Regions from separate parts of the Homo sapiens genome. Here region 1 is linked to region 2. Evidence: chromatin contacts called from ENCODE Hi-C or POLR2A ChIA-PET data. All regions are on one chromosome and are shown on one strand. Each heading gives the region's core, a stretch centred on a gene start or an enhancer-like site at or near the end of the contact. The rest is flanking DNA. Distances are from core to core; before and after follow the strand shown. Region 1 holds the start of ETV1 (ETS variant transcription factor 1). Region 2 holds the start of COXFA4 (cytochrome c oxidase associated subunit FA4).

Region 1 (5,799 bases), core at 1,215-3,714, 3.0 Mb after region 2:
AAGTTTTTAGAGGAAAATTTCTACATTAATAGGTTTATAAAAGTCAGAAAGATAATTCTTTGGCACCAGGTTCTCATCAAGTTCTAAACTATATGGTCATGTTAGGGAGGGAGAGAGGGAGGTATTTAAATGGTATGAAGATTTGAGGAAGTTTCAGAATTCAGTATATCTAATTAAAATTGCCAACTAAACTTTGATAATTAAATCTAAGTATATTAAGTTTATTATGAATGTCCTCATATGGCTAAAATAATTTGTAACATACTGACATCCTAGCAACAGTTCATAAAAAGAATCTGCAAACTAATTTCCCAAATAGTATTATAATTATTAAGGAGGCCTTAAGTATGATTCAGTGAACACATTATGGTCGATAAACAAGGTATTATGACCTCACAATTTAGTCATCAAAATCACCCTTGAAAATTCTGTTAATAGTAGATGGTTTTAGTGTAAAGGAGGTGGGAAACCAAACAATCACTAATACTGTTTAACTTGTAATAAAGGAGAAAGAAAAAAGTAAGCAGTGTACATAGCTGCTGAATTTGTCCCACTGTATTGGATATTTTTAAATTGTTATCTTAGTGAATGGGGTGAGTTATATGCCCCATGGACAAAGGTATTTAAACACAAAACAATGATTAAAAGAAGGTTGTCATTGAGAAGTTTTTATTTCCTTCTTTCATTACTTTGTGATAGGACCATAAAATAGTCTCCCATGCAAACTGCCGCATTATGTAAATCGTTCCAAGTTAAAGTCTTAGTTAGATTCAGTAATTTCAAAGTTTATTATTTTTAAGATAAGACTGAAGTGCTCCTTTTCTTTTAGCAGGGTGGAGAGTGTAGGTAAAAAAATGGGGATTCAGCCCAAAATCAAACCTCACCTTCTGAATCATGAGCCAGATCTCTGTTAATGAATTTTCTTTTCCTGACATTTGTTGGTTTCTCGTTACAATTTCTCCCACGCTGACTCTACAAAGGGAAAGATAAAATCCTTTAAAAGAATGTAAACCTCAGATCACACACACGCACACGCGCGCGCACACACACACACACAGACATGCATACATAAGTCTAATGGATCTTCTCTGAATAGAAAAATAGAAGTCCATAGTATCAACTCTAATATTCATTTTCTCACTTATTTGACAGTGAAAGCTTATGTTAAGCAGGCAGGGAGAGTTGCTTCCCAGTGCCGATCTTAGCACATTACTATTTATCAATCATATATTCATGGTATCTCAGCATCAAAACAACCTGAAGCATTTACACTTAAAGTTGTTTTTAGGCTGGTTCAATGCTAGATTAAAACAGTGGGTTTTATTCTCTCTTGGACAGCCCCTCCTCCCCACCCCACCCCCACAAAAAAAAAAAGCAAAAAGAGTAGAGAAATGAAAAAAAAAAAAAAGAGAAAATGAGAAAAAAAAAAGAAACAAAAACACCCCATATAAACAAAAAGTGTCAGCATTTGTCTCAACTTCATTCTTTTCAATGTGGCAGACAAACCCAGCCAAAAACTTTGAGTGCAGCAGCTGCTGCTGCCCTCCATCTCCTCTTCCACTCATGTTGGGCACTTTAATCAGAAAAAGGGGTCTTAAAAACAAAACTATGCCTTATCCAAATCACTGAAAGGTAAGCTCATTTTGAAGACTGGGCTTCTAGAAGCAGAGTCGCCCTACAGTGGCAACAAAGCAGATAAGTATCTGCAATCCCAACCCCCGTGCCCCCTCCCTTCTCATTTTCTCCCTCTCCCCACCCCCGACGGAGTCAAGTTTATAAACAGCAACTTTCAAACTGATCACTCACATTGGTGACCATGTAAGGCACTTGCTGGTCATAAAATCCATCCATGCTGCTGCTCTTCGCAAATCTCAGCTCAGTATTTTATATTTTGAGCATTTAGCTGGAGATTTCCTCAGGATCTGGACTTCTATCAACCTAGAGGGGAACAAGATGGCTTTTAGGCTTAAAAAAAAATCATGAATGAAGCTCTTGAATTTGCATAGCTAATTACCCTCCGACAGTCCCATTCACAAAAATAACCCTCCCTACACCGCCTCCTTCACCTGGATCCAAAGAGAGCCAACAGAGTTCACAATTTACATATTTTCGGTAGTAGCAAAAATCCGAACAAGAGGCGATGTATTTATTTACACTCTCGATGTTTCCCTGCGCGGTCGGTGTACCCCGGGCAGCTCTGATTCGCAAACGTGTGCAAAACTAGCAATGGCGATCAACGAGACTTGCTTTGCACCTAACGGGACTAAAGAGACGGAGACACCTCTTTCATCAGGATAGTTTTTGCGACCCACAACCATGCAATTATCTGGAGAGACATAAAAAGTTGTTGGAAAGACCCACCTGAAGGCCACGCTAGGCGAAAGGCTGCAAAAACTTCCCTCCAAATTTAATAAAAACATTAATTATAGCCCAGCACTTCCCCCTTGGAAGCCGAAAGCGCCTCTGACAGAGCTCAATTCGGTGGTTTTTCCTCTACTTCTCCTCCAGGGGCCTCCAATCCAAACTGATGGATCGCTGCCTCCCATTGGCTCCGCGTCTCTTTCACAAGATCAGATTTCGGGCTGTCAATCAGGCGGCTTGCTGCCCCTTCCCGCGGGTCTCCCTCGCCCCTCTGCCCTAGGGGGTGCTCGGCCGGTAGGCGCTGGGTCCTCAGCCTGGAAGCGCCACGGAGAGACTCGATTTCCTCTGTAACCCGCTGCTTATTGTTAAGGCGCCTGGGGATACTGAAACCGTGTGTTTCGAGTCGCCAGTTCCCATTATTGGGGTGTTAGGTCCACTATTGGGCTGGTTTCCTTAAAGTACTGTTGTGCGGTTCTGGTATACCCTTAGAGCCGCGATCCACAAAGCCCGTACCGCCTTATTCAGCTGCCCTCCCCTCAGGATCTCCAACCTCTCTACTCTTGCCCTGACTAGGAGCTCACCTCGCTCTCTATCCTCATTCCCACTCAGCTTTTGGCCCAATTTATTTTCCCGTTTTTCAAAACCCACCATCACCATTATGGTTTATCGAAACATTTTTTAAACAGTCATCCTCAACTAAAATTAGATCCTATCGTTCGTGGGACAGAAACATAAAGAATCTATAAGGAAGGCACCTAGGAGATGCAGAATTGCTGATTAGCAGAGGTTGTGATGGGAGGACAACAGAGCAAGCTAGGTGAAAAAGTATAAGTCAAAATGGTCCCTACGTGTGCACTGGGAAAAGGTACTTCCAGTCCACTGTGGCTGTGGGGAGGAGGAGGGAGTGCTTGGGGTTGCTCGTATATCCTAGAACCCGCACGTTTCCTGAGCTTTTGTTATGTATACACGGAGGCGGAGGGTGTCACTTACTGTACTTGACGCTTTCACTTCCTCTCCAGCTTTTAAACAGCCAGAGCCCAGGGTTGGGGGCGAGCGGTGAGATGGCTCGGGTTTCAAGGACAATAACTAGGACGTTAAGCAGTGAGGGCTGCATCTCTGAAGCCACTTGCCCTGATCCTCCTATGGGACTCAGAACAGTAAAGCGTCACTTTAAGGAGCCAGTGTCCAACAGCGGACGGGAGGCCGCGGGGATAGGACCAGGGACTCAATGCTGTTGAAATTCATTTGTGACCAGAACTAGTGACCAAAAGACGTTTCCGGCAGCTGTTCCGCCCGTTAGGAAACGTGCTGCAGTTCTCAATTTCTATTTGAAAGTTTCCTTCCTTAAATAGAACGTTATGGAGACACATTAAAATGGAGTGTAAGAGCGCACAGCACTCAACCCCGGACCTGGGCAGGAGAAAGATCTACTTAAAAAAGAAGCAAACAAACAAACAATCAACACTTATTACTGGGAAAACAACCAATAACTATGGACAGCAAAGACAGACCCCGCGCATTCCCGGAAACTACTAAATCGGAGTTCACAACGCGCGCACCTATAAGCATTTTGAGCGGGAACTGCATTTTAACCCCGGCCAAGGAGAGATTCCAGGAAGCGCCTGGGCCCCGAGGCTGAACAGTGAAGCTCATGGGTACTATCTGAGGGTGCAACCAAGCAGGGGGTCAATAACAAGGGTCCTCCACCACCCTGCACTCCTGGAATAACCCAGCGCCTGTAATCTGAGCAACAGTTTCCAAAGACCTTCTCTGCAGCCCGAGCCTGACGGGTATCCAGGGTAACCGCGAGGGGGCGGAGCTTCGGGTTAGGTCCCGGCGAGGTTCTTCCCGCAGCCAATAACGAGCCGTAAATCCCCAGCCCATTGTTGTTTATTGCTGACCCCTCAGCGCTCCGCTAGGAGATTGGCCGCTTTAGGGAAGGGGGCGGAGTCCCGCCCGCCCCAACAGCCACCTTTCGTCTCCATTCACAAAATTCCGGCCCTTCTTGGTCACGTGGTTGGGGGCGTGGAGGGGTAGAGGAAATGACACAACAAAGGCCCAAGTATCCCAAACCACAAAACTTTTTTCAGCTCGCTGCCTCCTCTTTGTCCTGTCCCTGAAACAGATACTAGATGAGGAAAAAGAGGTTGGGGTCTGGGAGTAATAACAAGAGAGAAAAAAATTAAGACCGAAATTAAAGGAAGGCTCACGTGGGGATAATTCCGGCGTGCACTGCTTAGACAGCTTTTGCACTAGAGGAAAGAAAGAATTGAGAGTGGGGAGAAAGTCTTAAGGACTGGGAACTTTTGCTTGCTGCTTCAAGTCATTGCTTTTAAAGGTGCAAACTGTTCGACTGTAGATGGATTTCAGTTTTTTCACTTAACATTCTGTAATTTTCATTTCTACCTTTTTTTGTATCCCACAGTGTCTTGTTAGTTTTTTAAAGCTTTTATGTATTATTAGTATTATATATTTTTAGGAATATTGATGGTTTTCGCTGGCTGATAGCTTTAGTTTCCATTTCCAAAGACTTATCACTCCTTCCCAGGCCCCCATAAGCTCTGCGCCCCTTCTCCCTCCCTTTAGTGGACTGGCACTCTCAGGCGCTGCGCTGTTAAGCCTCAGATTTTACTACGTATTGCGGTGGCTTCATATTTTCCCTTTTGAGTTCTTTAAACGAACTCATATCTTTTAACTCTTTGATCTTCATAGTAACTGAAAATGATGTTCTCGTGTGAATAAGCAGCTAGTCTCGCTACAGCTCGGTTTTGTTGAAACAGCCTAAAATTTTGAGATAAATGTGTCCCTCTTGACTGTGAACGATTGAACCACCCTCTTTTCTTTCTCCCACTTTCTCTTCTGTCCTTTCTCTGCATTGATACTTACTGAAACACTATCTCTTCTGTCCTTTCTATGCCTTGATACTCAGACACTAGCTTCTAGTTTGGCAGTTGTTTATCTTCTCTGCTTGGCACTGGGAAAAACCAATAGACCCACTTGCTGAAGACAGTGGAAGGGCTGAAAATTTGTTTTTCAGAAAATGTAAGATCTTGGAAAATATCTGCAAAGGCAGCTGTTCTGTCTACAAGACAGGAACATAAAAAGCTGGACAAAGTTTCCACTACTTTTTGAGAATGTCTTTAAAACATCAGTTTAGTAAATGCCAGCCCTTTTGAACGGAAAATTTCATTTTGGCAGGATTTCAGGCATAGAATGGCAGAGCAGAGGCCAAGAGGCTTTGACATTTATTTGCTTGTATTTTGAAATCCCATTTGGATTTTGAAATAAGAGTTCTTGAGAGAAAGCTACCCCCCTCCAAAAAAAAGTCCATTTTTGAGTTTGGAAAGTTTTTAGGTTGCATGTAAAACTATTTAAATTTTTATATTTCCCTTGCTGTTATTTAATAAAGTAAAATAATATTCATTAGTGACTTCTCTA
Region 2 (5,918 bases), core at 2,737-5,236:
CCAGCTTCTCAAGTTTCTGGATTTGGTTCCTTTTCATTTCTGTCATTTCATAACATGACACTCTTCATCTTTCCAGACTCTGCTATCAGTGTCATAGCTATTAACAGCTATGTTGTTACAGCAACATTTCATTTTCGGTTCCCAAGGCCTCATATTGGCATGTGTTGTGATATTTCAGAACATTAGTAGACTGGCTGCATTATCGGAATCATCTGTTACACTTTTTGAACTACACATACCCATAGATTCCAATACGCTCTTTGGTGGAAGAATCAAAGCCTGCTAGTTTTTTTGTTTGTTTGTTTACTTTTTAAAAGTTTCTTGTATGTGGAATTATTTTCTCTGGAATGGACTTAGTTTAAACAAATTCATAAACAATGTCATAAGACATAAAAACAAATCAGGATGCCCGTTTATCTTTTTAGAGGCAAAATATAACACAGATGAGATCGATGTTTCAGCTTAGCCATTGCATTTTTATTTTCTTCTTGTAAGGAGATTTACTGAAGGATTTAGAAGCCAAATTATAATCAGGTTAAGGGGAAAACGTGAAATCCACAAAGGGTGATGTTAAAAGTTGCTATCAGGCTGCGGGCACAGTGGCTCACGTCTGTAATACCAGCACTGGGGGGTTGAGACAGACGGATCAACTTGAAGCCAGGGGTTCAAGACCAGCCTGGCCAACACGGCAAAACCCCATCTCTACTAAAAACACAAAAAATCAGCTGGGTGTGGTTGTGCGTGCCATAGTTCCAGCTACTCAGGAGAGTGAGGCAAGAGAATCACTTGAGCCTGGGAAGTGGAGGCTGTAGTGAGCCAAGATAATGGCACTGCACTCCAGCCTGGGCGACAGAGTGAGACTCTGTCTCCAACAACAACAACAAAAAAACGTTGCTATGAGTAATAATCCATCATAGATGTACACCTGTCAAGCAGTGCTGGACACACACTGATCGGGGACCCTGTTCTTCAGAGTGATAAATCAAACAGCCAGTTACTCTCTTTTGATGAAATGGCTTGATATTATGGAAAGTGCATTGAGTGAGTTATAAACTTTAAACACGTCAACTGTATGGTATGTGAATGGTATGGTATCTTAATGAAGCCGCCCTTGGTTTTTTGGGTTTTTTTTTTTAGACAGAGTCTGGTTCTGTTGCCCAGGTTGGAGTGCAGTGGCGTGATCCTGGCTCACTGCAACCTCCACCTCCCAGGTTCAAGCGATTCTCCTGCCTCAGCCTCCCGAGCAGCTGTGATTACAGGTACCTACTACCATGCCCAGCTAATTTTTGTATTTTTAGTAGAGATGGGGTTTCACCATATTGGCCAGGCTGATTTCCAGCTCCTGATCTCAAGTGATCTGCCCGCCTCAGCCTCCCAAAGTGCTGGGATTACAGGCATAAGCCACCGTGCCTGGCCTGCCCTTGGTTTTGATGCTGTGCAGGGTCTTTGTATGCAAAATTTTTTACACATAAGGAAGGTTATGTTTGGGGAATCAATAAATGGTCTCAGTCCATGAAATCATTCTCTAGAAGAGTAGTTCCACAGACTACTCTAAATTCTCATGCCCCACAAAAGACCAGCTGAATCAGAATCTCTGGGGATAAGGCTGAAGAATCTGTGTTTCAACAAGCTCTATGTATAATGAAGTTTGAGAACACTGTGTTAGACTACCTAAGAACTAAGAAAATGGTAAATGATAGCTATACTATTTTTCCTTCTTTTCTTATACTAGCAATTAAATACCTAGCAAAAAATATTTATTAGAGCAATATACCATTTTCATTTCACAGAACTACCTAACAGCTCTTTAAAGTTCAATATAATGGAATTTTACTCGTATATCCAGTTTCAAGAAAACCCACCCCATGACAAAACTTATTACAACACAATTTCTAACAACTTTAAAACAATTTTGTAGTTTACCTTGTATTGATCATTGGGACCCAGTTTGTTCCAGGGCTCTGGGTTATTTCTGTCCCAACTAAAAGAAATAAAACATTACGACTGTTATAATAATAAAGCACTATTTAGTGTTTTGTACTAAGAATACATTTTTGAACAGATCAATCTTATTTTCTATTAGATGAGGTATGGTGTTATTTCATTATGAAGTTGAAACAGGTAGAGGATCTATAATAAGCAATCTCATGTAATCAATTAGAAAAAAGGTAGAACACAGAATCCCTATCACAAGATACTTTTTATCTGGCTTTCACAAAACCTTTCCATTTAATTAATAAAGTGATATACAGAAAAGTGCATAGAATAATGATGAATCAATCTTTTGATTGTCTATTGTTTTTCAACTGCAAATGTGCAAGTGAAGGCAAAAAACATTTACATGTGCCGAGAACCATGATTATTTTATAAAAACAATTATTTTTATGTCAATCCTCAAAACATTACAAGATTTGGTATTAGCAGTTCTACTTTACCAAAGAGAAAACGAGACTCAGAGAAATTAGATAATTTCATGAACCAAAAAAAGTAAATGAAAACAGCAGATTTGAGATCTGAACTTATTGTATGACTGTAAATGTAACATTCTTTCTACTACCCTAATGTTATCGCCCTACAGAGACTGTGGCTCCTAAACTGCCTTGATCAGCTATCAAAGTTTTAAACATTTTTAAGTACTTACCAAACATCTGGATTGAACAATGCCAGACGCAAGAGATACAGTGTTGCTCCAGTAGCTCCAGTTCCAATAAATACAAAGAGGGGGATCAACTAAACCAAACACAAAATAGAATAACCATCTTCAAATACTTAAAACACTGGCCAACGAGAGATTACAGTAGTTTCTGCACATTGATTTCCAAGTCTCAAACTGTTATTGGACTGTTTTGTCTTAAAATTTAAATAAAGTAGATCTTACATTGAGGTAAGATTTCTTATAACTGTGTTCTAAAGAAAGAAATGGAATTTGGAAAGGATGTTAAGATGACTCTGGTTTAAGTGTCTTACTTTTTAATGTGGAGCAAATTATAGGTACATTTTTAAATTTCCAAGAAAATGTATCGAGTCTTCTTCACCTCTCTAATATTTACATGTCATTCCCATTAAATTTTCTGGCTTCCTTTATCCTGGGGCTTGAAAAACAAATTCTTTGCAAATTATTTAAGGGTGCCTCTATAAAGATGTATGAAAAATAGAATCTGAATAAGTAAACGTATCTATTACAAATACTGGCTTTAAGCATTATCTCTGAAAACGTAATGCTACCAATGCTTGCTGCGTATTTAGGGAACCGGATTTAAGACAGATTAAAGATTGCATAGACTTTTAGCTCTACAGCACATTGATGTGCTGAGGAAAAATGAGATGCCAAAGAACTTAACTGCAATTTCCACACTTCGAAATTTTCCCAAAAGCAACGACGTCCAGACAAAGTGAGGATTCCAAGATCACGGACCCCTCTTATTTACCAAAAGGCCTGGTGGTGCAATGCGGCGAATACAAGAACCTCCAGAGATGGTATAACACATAGGGAACCTGACCTATGCTAGTCTCTGACCCACACAGCGCACATCTATCCCTCCTGGACCGCACAACCTGCAAAAGAGAGCGGCCACCAGACTGTTCCAATATTCACTAACTAGAAAAAACTAGGTTTTTTTTCCGAGCAGTGTCCGTCTCCTTCCTCCTGTCAGACAAAACCCCACAATGCATGGCGTAGAGGGTCACAGAGGCCTGGGACAACTAAGATGACAAACACTAGGCGAGGCAGGGTCTGGTCTGACGGACGGTAAGTGGCTGTAAATGAGGACGTTCCCAGGGAACAGAAAGAGGCGCACCCCGACGCAAGAAGGACAAGGGAAAACATTAGGAGAGCGGTCACGAACTTACGCTCGGATGCTTCTTGGCCTGACCGATGATCTGGCGGAGCATGTTTGCGGCAGAGGTCTCCGACTGGAAAGGAGAGAACCGACCTAGCCACCAGGCCCTAAGCTAAAAATTATCTGCAATGAGACACTACGGACTTCCAAAGTCACCCAGGACCTCCTACCTGAAGGACCCTTGGCTGGGAGGGCAGCTTGCGGCAGGAGGGCCCGGATGCGACTGTCTTTAATAGTGCCTGCTTAGATCTAACCCCTCATATGTTCGTCCTGACCTGGTCGGACCATCATCATTCCACTTCATAGTGAAATGCCTTCATTGCCGTGCCATGCATATTTCTGAGGGGAATTTTTTTGGTCGAAACGAGGACTCTTCGATTGACCAGACAGGCACTTTCCAAGGGTGCCACGTACTGAGGAATGCGGTCGGAGCGTGGGCGCACGGGCCGCGCGCTCCGTGAGTAGGGGGCCTCTCCCGCGGCGCCTGAGAGCCGGGTCCGCGCGCAGAGGCCCTGGGGGCGCGCGTGCCGGGTGCGCGCTGGCCAGCTGTGACTGCCGCTGAGGGAGCTGCGCGGCGCCTCTGGGAGCCGAGCGCCGGGCGCCTGGAGGGCAGGTCGGGCCTCTTGCCGCTAAGGTCAGCGGCTGCGGTTTGAGAAGACTGCAGCTGCTTCCTGTGTTACGCTGTCGCAGACAAGCAGAAGTTAAAAACTAGTAAATGACTTAAAGGTGATAATAGTCCTGGCAGTGTATTTCTGAACCCTCAGATCCTGGCCCTCGGTTGAAAGTTCGTCGCCACAAAGACCTTTCCAACACGCCACTATCCCCCGTCCCTGGTCCCAAATTGCATCTTTAAAATGTGTTTTCAATGGTCGTGTAGCTACAGATAATCTTTCCCACTACCCCAGTCGAATTTTCATTTGTCTTTTGTTTTGTTTTCTTCGTTGTTTTTTTTACCCGAAGGACTTCCATAGGACAGGCTTTGCGGGGGAGGGTGGGGGGATTGGGATAAAATGTACACTCTGAACCCTCTCCAATCTCATACGTAGCTTAAAGCATTAATCAAATGATCAAGCAAGTATTAATAATTGGGACTAGAAATCATAGGAGAAGGCTCCACCGGAAGTTACACTAGCTCTGAAGGAGGAGCGGACATTAACCAGGTGAAAACGGAGGATGCAGGTGTACAGGGCGGAGGTAATAACACGTGAAGGTCTGAAGCTATTGAAAACCCGAGGGAGCTGTATGAGGTCTAGTGTGGCTGGAAAGTAAAAGGGAGAGCAAGGTGGGGATCAGATCTGCTGGGCCAATAACCGCTTAAACATCATGGGTTTTATGTTGAGAGCTTGGGAAGGTTGTGTTTTTAAATGATTGCTTTGTGAATAATTGATTAGAAGGGATAAGCGTGAGAGGGGAAAGACCTATCAAGGGGCCATTGCAATAGTCCATAATCTGTGTGACAGATAATGGTAGCTTGAACTAGTGTAGAGAATGTAATGATGAGAAAAAAAGATTCCAGAGATGTTTAGAAGGTGGCACCAACAGGACTTGGTGGTTGGCTCTCCAGGAGTGAGGAGAGAGAAGTTAAGAATAATTTCAGAGGTTCAGTTTTGAGCAGCTCTGTGGTTGTTGATGCCAGTTATTGAAATAAGCCGTAGAGAATGATGTATAAGTGCCTATGTAAAATTCAAGTGGATCTCTATGGGGCAGAAGAGAACTACACTATAAGTATAAATTTAGGACTCAGTTTACTGATAAGAAATGAACCCATGTGACTGAATGAGATTACTTAGGGAGAGAAAGTTGACTGAGAATTTAGACAGAGGACACAGAGCCGAGGAATTCCAACATGCAATGCTTAGAAGAGGAGGTATGGCCAGTAGGTAGGAAAAAAAAAATAGATGGTAACTGTTAAGGTGATATGTCATGAAGCTTATCAAGACTGGTGTCTTTTTTCATTCATTCAGCAAATCTTTCTTAAGTACCTACTCTCCACTAGGCACTGTTCTAGCCACTAGAGTTATAGCAGTGAACAAGAAAATTACTCTGCGTTGCTAATGGAGCTTACATACTAATTGAGGA

Evidence for each region. Hi-C counts contacts between places; a loop is a spot of excess contacts on that map. ChIA-PET counts read pairs that join two places held with the same protein, here RNA polymerase II (POLR2A). Pooled maps may share reads with other maps.
Region 1: a loop to region 2 is called in a map of ascending aorta, with 6 times the contacts of the local background. The contact joins the promoter of ETV1 here to the promoter of COXFA4 in region 2. A Hi-C loop is called at or near these places in 1 of 168 maps with a recorded cell type or tissue (ascending aorta) and 9 of 50 pooled maps. POLR2A ChIA-PET finds 5 or more read pairs at or near these places in 1 of 52 experiments (IMR-90).

The regions. Positions count from the first base shown.
Region 1 is chr7:13,987,202-13,993,000 of GRCh38, forward strand. It overlaps ETV1 (ETS variant transcription factor 1), which reads right to left and starts at 2,465. Exons shown (of 14, transcript NM_004956.5): 1 at 2,362-2,465; 2 at 2,067-2,263; 3 at 1,807-1,938; 4 at 885-972. The coding sequence starts at 1,851. RefSeq lists an enhancer at 3,985-4,486.
Region 2 is chr7:10,936,167-10,942,084 of GRCh38, forward strand. It overlaps COXFA4 (cytochrome c oxidase associated subunit FA4), which reads right to left and starts at 3,987. Exons shown (of 4, transcript NM_002489.4): 1 at 3,850-3,987; 2 at 2,642-2,730; 3 at 1,924-1,981. The coding sequence starts at 3,891. LOC107986767 (a long non-coding RNA gene) reads left to right here and starts at 4,090. Exons shown (of 3, transcript XR_001745091.3): 1 at 4,090-4,565. RefSeq lists enhancers at 3,970-4,239, 4,124-5,044 and a silencer at 4,270-4,519.